Regions from separate parts of the Homo sapiens genome. Here region 2 is linked to region 1. The links are chromatin contacts, found by Hi-C in ENCODE. All regions are on one chromosome and are shown on one strand. The core of a region is the stretch at or near the end of the contact, and the rest is flanking DNA. Distances in the headings are between cores, read along the strand shown.

Evidence for each region. A loop is a pair of places that touch in the nucleus more often than their neighbours do. Pooled maps may share reads with other maps.
Region 2: a loop to region 1 is called in a map of OCI-LY7, with 2.9 times the contacts of the local background. The contact joins the promoter of CENPW here to the promoter of HDDC2 in region 1. A Hi-C loop is called at or near these places in 4 of 168 maps with a recorded cell type or tissue (CD8-positive, alpha-beta T cell, OCI-LY7 and naive thymus-derived CD4-positive, alpha-beta T cell), 4 of 37 single-sample maps with no recorded cell type and 11 of 50 pooled maps.

Annotation. Positions count from the first base shown.
Region 1 is chr6:125,299,630-125,304,102 of GRCh38, forward strand. HDDC2 (HD domain containing 2) reads right to left here and starts at 2,338. Exons shown (of 6, transcript NM_016063.3): 1 at 2,220-2,338; 2 at 909-1,030. The coding sequence starts at 2,303. RefSeq lists a silencer at 2,028-2,367 and a cis regulatory region at 3,861-4,041.
Region 2 is chr6:126,338,351-126,342,743 of GRCh38, forward strand. It overlaps CENPW (centromere protein W), which reads left to right and starts at 1,765. Exons shown (of 3, transcript NM_001012507.4): 1 at 1,765-2,049. The coding sequence starts at 1,924. RefSeq lists enhancers at 1,655-1,924, 1,935-1,984.

The DNA of each region.
Region 1 (4,473 bases), core at 1,088-3,587:
CAGTTCAAATCCCAGACTACTCCAAACTGCATCTCTATTGGACTTCATTTTCACCTTGTACCATTTGCCAAAAACCTCCTCAGTTCCACTTCATCTGCTGAGTAACAGAGGACTCCTCAGGCTTCCCAAATGAACTCTTTGCTGCAGTCAAGTTGATTAATTTCTCATTTGCAAAATACTCCTTTACTTTCCTACACTCAGGGCTTTGGTTTATCTGCCCTTCTCTCTGCATGCAGTGACTTCTCCTACCTCTCTGGCTACGTTAACCCTTTTGAGCTCAACTCAGATTGCACCTCCTCCATTAAGATCAACCAAGAACAGGTGATCTCCCCTGCTCTTACAATACTTAACATTTTCGACCATAACTTACATTTCACTTCTTACAGAAGCTATTTTGGGCCTGCGTAATTCACTTGGGATTTATTTACTCTCTTACATGCTAGTAAACTTTTGTTCTGTGCTCAAAAAGCATTTTAACACTTGTCGATTAAATGAAGGGGGAGAAGATACCTCTTTCTCAGCTATGTCTTGCACACACAACTCCAAAAGGAAGCCTCACGAATGGATACTACTATCCATAAAAGGCACTAGGAAAGAGCACACAGTGTACTAATACAATGCTAGAATTTTAGACATAACACACTCACCTTCAAGGCCCCAATATCACACTTAAGTTTCCCCTGATACCCTAGGCAGGCTCTATCACTTGCCAACAGAAACCCCAGATTGCAGTTTACAACAACTGAGGCAACATAACCCACATCCTAAATTTGTATGGTTTGCTTCAAATAATTTTTCTTGACCTATAAACTAACCTACAAGGATTTGACATGGGTCTCAGTAGTAAAAACGGGTGCACACCCATAGACCAGAATCTCTCACGAGCATCAAAGTCCAGCTCAGCTTACCGGTCTTTGTTAAGACGGTCATCTTTGATCACCATAGCCATAACTGCCATCCGGTACATGTGATCTGAAACGCTCTCCGGCCTCTGGACATTTCTGTATACCCAGCCAGTTCGTGGGACTCTCTGATAAATATGAAGAAGAAAAAGAAGTTTTAAAGAACAAATATTAACTATCTGCTATGCTCTTCAAGAGATGTCCAGGATATAACACACAGAAGCCGGGTCATAATTTCAGAACCTATTACAAAATGTTTTGCTAAACTAGCTAAAATGATAGACATCTGGAATCAAATGAACTAGAGAGCTCAGAGAATGAAAGGGGTAGAAGACAGAGAGAGATAAGTCACAAAGTCCATTCGTCAAATTATTCTGTTACTGATGTATAATTATGGAACATATGCAAGTCCTTTAAACAAAAACAAAACTGCATTTTTCCGAACAAGAGTTGCGGCTTTTTGCCTTCAAATAATCCTACACAAGCAGAAAACACTGTATTGAAGGGTCTGAACGTGAACGAGTGATAGGCTTCCAAATTCTGAGGCACAAGGGATAAGGGCACTTCTAATTGCTTGATGCTACCAGCCGTGACTCTTCCTTTTATTCACATCATAACTTCATCTTGTGAAACTGCATTTCTTCCTCAGAATTCTACATCTCTAAGGAATGTTATAAATAGTAGTCAGAGTGGCATGAAACGGATAATTTACTTTGAACTTGGGAGAGAGACGGGGAAGACGCACATGATGAAACTCGTGTGTATTACATTAAATCCCGTTTGGGGGGTGGCCGGGAGAAAAGTCTTGTTTCTGGAAGTAACTGTGAGACAGACATAAAAAGCTCCACTTAAAATCTGAGGAGCCGACAGATTCTGTTCTTCCCACCCGTGCTCAGAAGCAGCCGCGCTTTACACACACACACACACACACACGAGTTCTGGGGTCGTGAGCACACACACACACACACACACACACGAGTTCTGGGGTCGTGAGCCCCGGAAAAGCTCAGTGCAGGCAGGGCCAGGCCGGCTGCTCTCCGGGAACTGGCGCGGCTGCAGTGCGGACCTCGCGGCGCCAGGCTCTAGGCTCAGACTCCGGGCCGCCCCAGCTGGCCAGCCTGTCCCGCCGGCTGCTTCCTCCGTCCACCGTCGGCAACGCGCGGCCGCATCCGCAGGACTGGGGCCTTTCCGGAATTCGGCGTGGCGGACGCGGCGCAGGAAGGGCAAAGACCGCCGGCCGAGCGGGGAGGCCGGAAGCTCCGCCGCCCCACAGTCCCGCCCGCTCGGCCGCGGCCTCCCGGCCTGGTGCCCGCTCACCTTGAGCTGCCCTACCAGCCGCAGGAACTGCAGTAGGGACCGAGCCCCGTGGCCCGAGAAGGTCGCAGAGGAGACCGAAGCCATGCGGCCACCGACCCCGGCTGGGCGGAGCAGGCCGCGGCGAAGCTCCTCCCCGTCCTCCTCCTCCTCCCCTTCCCCTTGTCTTTCTTCCCCCTCCTCTTACTCTTCTATCTCTTTCTCCTCCCCCTCTTCTTCTTCCTTCTGCCCCTCTTCCTGCTCCCCCTCTTCCTCCTCCCCTTCCAACTCCTCCTCCTCCTCCCCCACTTCCGCTTTCTCCTCTTCCTCTTCCTCCTGCCCCTCTTCCTCTCTCCCCCTCCTCTTCCTCCTCCTCCTGTTCTTATTCCTCCTCCCCCTCCTCCTCCTGTTCTTATTCCTCCTCCCCCTCCTCCATATTCTCACGGTTTTCTCAGGACCTTCTGTCCAGCCTTCGCCTTCTTGGCCTTGGTGTCCGCTGCTTGGGCATTGCTCCGTCAGTGGCAGACACCTTGCTTGGCACATACTTGACACTCAGTACTCTTTATGAAAAATAAAGCTCTCCTTTCTAAATTTATGAACCTCGTTATTCTTCAGTTGACAGTGTAAAACCATGAAACTGGATGAGGTCACCTGGCAAGAGGGTGTGAATGAAGAAGAAAAGACACCCAAGACCTGAACCCCAACATTTAGGCTTTGTGAGATCAAGAGGGAACAGCCAGTGAGGTAGGAAGAGGATTAGTAGGTAGGATAGTTGTGTCCTGGAAGCCATGTACAAAAATATTTCAAGAAGGAAGGAATATGGTCAACCAAGTCAATGTGAGGACCAAGGTTTGACTTCCAGACTTAGTAAATTCAATATTATTGGTTACCCTGACAAAAGCAGTTTTCAGTGTAGTGGGCCAAGCAGAACCTAGTGAGATAATTCCGAAGAGAATAGGAGCAAGTATTACAGCACATTGGAGATGGGGTTGGGGTGCTGTTAACTAGTGGAGAGATTGTTTCAAAACAGGAGATATTATGTATGTTTACTGATGAAGGGGATCTAGTAGAAAGGGAAACATTGATTATGTAAGAGACAAAGAAGAGAAATATTTGAATGTCGGCCTTGAGTAAGGAAAAATATTCCCATCTGGTGTACAAGATAAAAGATGGGCTTTAGATAGGAATATGGAGAATTCATTCAAATATTGGAGGAGGACAGAGTATAGGGTGACTAATCAGTCGCACATGTGGTCATGGGAGGTTGTAGAAGTTCTCTTCTGATTGCTTCTATTTTCTCACCAAATTAGGAAGCAAAGTATAGGCTGGGATGTTATAATAACAAACAACCTCCTTATTTCCTGTATCTCAGCAGTTTAACACATCAAAGGTTTATTTCTCTCTCATGCTAAGTGTCTATTGTAGATCAGCTAGAGGATGCTGCTTGCTCTAACCTTACTCAGGGAGCTAGGAGGCTTTCTTTGCTCTCTTTTGCCAAAATTGGAAAAAAGAAAAGTGGCACTCTGGCTCTTAAAGCCTGTCTCTGGAAGTGATATATGACCTTTTGTCTACGTATCATTGGTGAAATAAGTAACACTGCCACGTCTAACTTCAAAGGGGGCCTGTGGAGTGCAATCTTGCTAGGCCTCTGGGAAGAAAGGAGGCTAGAATGTTTGTGAATAGAGGAGGAGGCATTTGAGGTTTAAGGAGTGATATAGTTTGGCTCTGTGACCCCACCCAAATATCATGTCAAACTGTAATCCTCAAAGTTGGAGGAGGGGCCTGGTGGGAGGTGATTGGATCATGGTGGCAGACTTCCCCCTTGCAGTTCTTGTGATAGTGAGTGAGTTCTCATGGGATCTGGTTAATGGTGTGTAGCACTTCCCCCCTTTGCTCTCTTTCTCTTCTGCTCTGCCAGGTGAAGACGATGCCTGCTTCCCCTTCACCTTCTACCATGATTGTGAGTTTCTGCAGCCATGCTTCCTGTACAGCCAATGAAATACCTTTTCTTTATAAATTACCTAGTCTTAAGTAGTTCTTTATAGCAATGCAAGAATGGACTAATACAAGGAGAAAGAAGGCATGAAATAATTTTTTTGAAGACTGGTTCAGCAACAAGATTAAATATGACTAAGAACCAAATAAATGCCAAGGACATTGGGGCTTGTATTAAACGTGGTTAGGATAATGACCTGGAAGCCATTTTTATGATGGTAAGTGGTGCTAAATAAAGGAAATATCAAGCCAGGTGTGGTTTGTGCCTTTATCCCAGCTACTT
Region 2 (4,393 bases), core at 515-3,014, 1.0 Mb after region 1:
TTTTCAAAAGCCTGGAGATATTATAAGCTGTGTGGGTGCTGATGGAAAAAAATTGGCAAAGAAGGAAAATTCATGAAGCAGAGGAGCAAGGAGAATTGCTACAGAAATGTCCTTAAGAAAGGGGAAAGGGCTTGATCTCGGGCACAAGTGGAGTAGTTGGCATCTCATCCATGGGAGCAGGTGGAGACTGATGGATAGATGGGGTGGTGAAAGCATACAGAAAGTCTCCATGGATTTTTTTAAATTTTATTTTGTTGTTGAAGCAATGTCATCACTGGAGATTGAGAATGGGGTAGGTAAGAAATAGAAGGCATGACATAGCTATGTAAGAGAATGAGTAAATGAATGAATGGCTTTAGGAAATATCAAAGGATTGTAGCAGTACTTAGAGCCCACATGAGTGGTCATGAATTTGAATTGAGATCAGACATATACCTGTGAGTGTTGTTTTCTTATGCCAATATTAATACACAGATACAAGTGTTGAATAGATTGAGATTTTAACTTAAGCAGAGTTGGAATATTGCCAGGTTAGTGTGAGGATAAAAGAGAATGGCTATAAAGTTGTGGAGAAATACAGGGCAGTATTATGATGATCGATGCATAATGGACTACAGGAGGGAAGATAAGGCATAGAGTGGGGTGGCAGAGCTGGGGGGTGTGGTGAGAGGAACTGAAAAAGATAGGACAGTAGTCCCAGTAGCATCGAAGAATTGTTGGAGGGAGTAAATTCAAAAGATAGAAGATACGGTTGAAGAGAGACAACTAAATTGAAAGTGGCAGATCAAACCGAAGGTAAAGGTATTTAGTAATGACACCGCCTAGGGTATGACCACATGCATGAATAACTCAAGGGTGTAGAAGATGACTGGCAGAGAGGAGGTCTCAGAAATGGGAGGCCAGATAGTAGAAGGATCACTTGTGTGCGTGAGATCACAATAACATAATATTGAAATCTCAATAGAGATAGTATTAGAGATAATTATAATTAAAATCACAGCGGATCTCAAAGATTGGTCTGCAGACTAGCAAATGCCAATGTCCCTGACTTGTTAGAATTGCAAATTTTGAGTATCTCCTAGATCTAGTGAATGAGAAACTGGGAGCTGGGCCCTGCGAACAGTAGTTTAACAAGTCCCCCAGGTGATTTTGATGCACATTAAGGTTTGATAACTATTAATACTTCTATAATAGCACAGATAATAGAGAAATTAACAGCTTGAAGAAATAACAAAAAGTTCAGTGAGTTAGCATGAAACTATACCTGAAAGTTATTGCAAGGTTAAGTGAGAGGAACCTTAAAATTAAAGGGAGCAGCATTTGTAAAGAAAAGCTAGAATCATGAAAAGACCTAAGATAAGATCAAATGAAATTACGTAGAAGTGTAAAATTCTTAACTGTTAGTATCTGAAAATCATGCATTCCTTGCTAGGAAGGCATGGCATTAGTGCTGTCGGAATCCTGATAAAACATCACAAACTTCTGTTCGTTGGTATTAGGGACAGTATAGAGTGAGTGCTTGAAGAACTGCCTTGGCTTACCAATCTCTCTCTCCACAACTTCCAATCATCTCTAGGGAACCTAGCAGAAACACTTCCACAGAGCAAAAGTTATAATACAGAAAGTGATGAAAGGAGGACGCAGGCTCTCAATGACGTCAGGTATTCCCGGGACCCGCCCACCGTGGGCGTTTTCCACCTACAGGCAGGCGTCTCCGGGGGCGGGGCTTGCTCAGGGTTAACGTCACTACTGAGCGCCGGGCGCGTTCCGTTGGCGGCGGATTCGAACGTTCGGACTGAGGTTTTTCTGCCTGAAGAAGCGTCATACGGACCGGATTGTTTTCGCTGGCCCAGTGTCCCCGGAGCTTGTGTGCGATACAGAGAGCACCTCGGAAGCTGAGGCAGCTGGTACTTGACAGAGAGGATGGCGCTGTCGACCATAGTCTCCCAGAGGAAGCAGATAAAGCGGAAGGCTCCCCGTGGCTTTCTAAAGCGAGTCTTCAAGCGAAAGAAGCCTCAACTTCGTCTGGAGAAAAGTGGTGACTTATTGGTGAGATTCCATCCCTTCTCGGGCTGGGAATGGGGCACGGGAGAGGTAAGGGCAATAACCTTAAGCCTTTGTTTTTCCGCCCCGAGCCAATTTATAGCTCTTTCAGGCCCCTGTTTAAGGCAGTTCCAACAATGACAGGGAACGTATGCCCCACCCTGGCATGTCAGTTCATATTCCTGGCGCTCAGTTGTACCGGGCCGCGCCGAAAAGTAAATATCTGGATCTTTTTAAAGGGAGACTGTTAGTCACATGAGCTTAACGTACAGTTACTGCTTACAGTTTTAAATATTGCTGTTTAGGAACACAATCTGGCACCGTGATTAATGTACTTGCAAAGGGTATGAAAGAATCACCCTTTAAAAAATAGATTTTGGAATTCAGTCTGGGTCATTTTTATTTAGCTATTGTAAAAGGCATTGCTCACATGCCTTTTAAGGGCCTCCCTTCTTGCCTCCCTCCCTGTCTCCTCTTTCCTCCCTTGGCTCCCTCCGTCTCTCCTCTATTTACGCATTTAACCAAACATTGCCTTATTTCCTCTAGGTGAGGGTGCTTACTAAAGGACCCTGATGGGAAAGTTTATTTGTAGGAAGAGTCCTCTCAACTGTTAATTCATTTCGCTAGACAAGTAATAGAACACCTAGTCAGTTTTTAAGCTAGACTACTAAAGCCTGCTTATCTGACCCATAATACCTGAAGCATAATGTTCTCCTAATAAGAAGCCCCAATCAAACCACTGTATAATAATGTTTCTGTCTTGAAATAAATTCAGTTTGTGTGTTGAATACCTGGAACACATATTCCTCTGGCACAATGAACACTATTTCTCTAGGTTTAAACCACTGGAGGCATGTTCGGTAGCTTGTCCTTGGCTCTTTGAGTAAAGGAGCCATTATAAATGGACACATAATTTCCAGGAGATCAAGGTACAGAATTGTGGATAATAAGAGCATACTGCATGAATCATCCTAGCTGTTCTTAAACGACATTGGTTTTTCTACCTCCTCTTTACTCTTTTGCTTCCTGGACTTCTCCACTGCCACCCCATCTGTTGCTTCCTTTTCTAAACTACTATAGAATTATCGCCCCTTTCCCCTTATTTGGTCTCTGAAGCCAAAACACAACAAAAACACATTTTCCCCCAGAAAAGTATTACTTCTATCTTCTGCCCTTATTTTTGTTACTTTCTTAAATCTTGTAAGAAGAGGCAATACAGGCTGTCTTGTGCCCCGACCCCAATTAACTATCCCATGCTGGTGATAGAGGTGGCACAAATGAACGGAATTCAAATGAAATTCACTTGCAAAACATTTTTACGTAGTATATTATGGAGCTTTCACTGGGGCTTCTAAATGGAGGGAGAGGAAATGTACCTGATCAAAGATATCCAAGAGACCACTAGCTGGTGCAAATGGCTTAGTGGAAATTCCTCAGGTAGTCAGCATCCTCCCACATCTACCCCTTTCTTCCTCCAAAGAACCCATGGACAGAGGGGCTCCATAGTGCGGTGGGATCCAGGTGGCATGGGAAAGTGGGTGAGTTGAAATTTCAAGCGGTTGCATTGATGGGGTATAGAATGTTCTTTTGGTCAGTAGCTTTTCCCAGGTAGTATGCTCGTCGTGTTTGGCTTTCATTAAACAGTTCGCCTTCACTGTCTTGAATGTGGCATGGATTACCCTGGTTTCTTTATAGCTTTCTGCTCACCTTTGACACTTCATATCTTACCCAGTTCAATGAGTTAGCAAAAAGTTCAATGAATTAGCATTAAACTACACCTGAAAGTTATTGCAAGGTTAAGTGAGAGGAACCTTAAAATTAAAGGGAGCAGCATTTGTAAAGAAAAGCTAGAATCATGAAAAGACCTAAGGTAAGATCAAATGAAATTATGTAGAAGTGTAATTCACTTGCATCCCACATCATCCACAAAGTTTTCTATAGTTAAAGCAGTTTGTTTTGATCTGCTCTTTTTTCTGAACTTGGACAGCAGTAAGAGTATACATCATACAGTTGAGCTATTGGGACTCTTAACACTGTTGTCTAGGAGTTTTCATATGCTGATGTTTCCTAGTGTGGTATGCAGCTTCTTGAGGAGAATGAATATCTCCTTTTCTGTCTCCCATTATCTTTAACACAGAATTAATCTACTTTTATGCTGCCTTTTGTACATGGTATTTCTTCTGCTTGAAGATGTCTTCACTCTACTTGGCAACCTACAATTTTTTCAAAATCCAGTTCAAATGTTACTTCAGTGACGCTTTCCTTAATGTCCTTAGAAAGGATCAATCTTATCTTCTTCTCCATCATCTATTGTCACACATTTGCCTTTTTCTTTATGGGTTTGATTCTG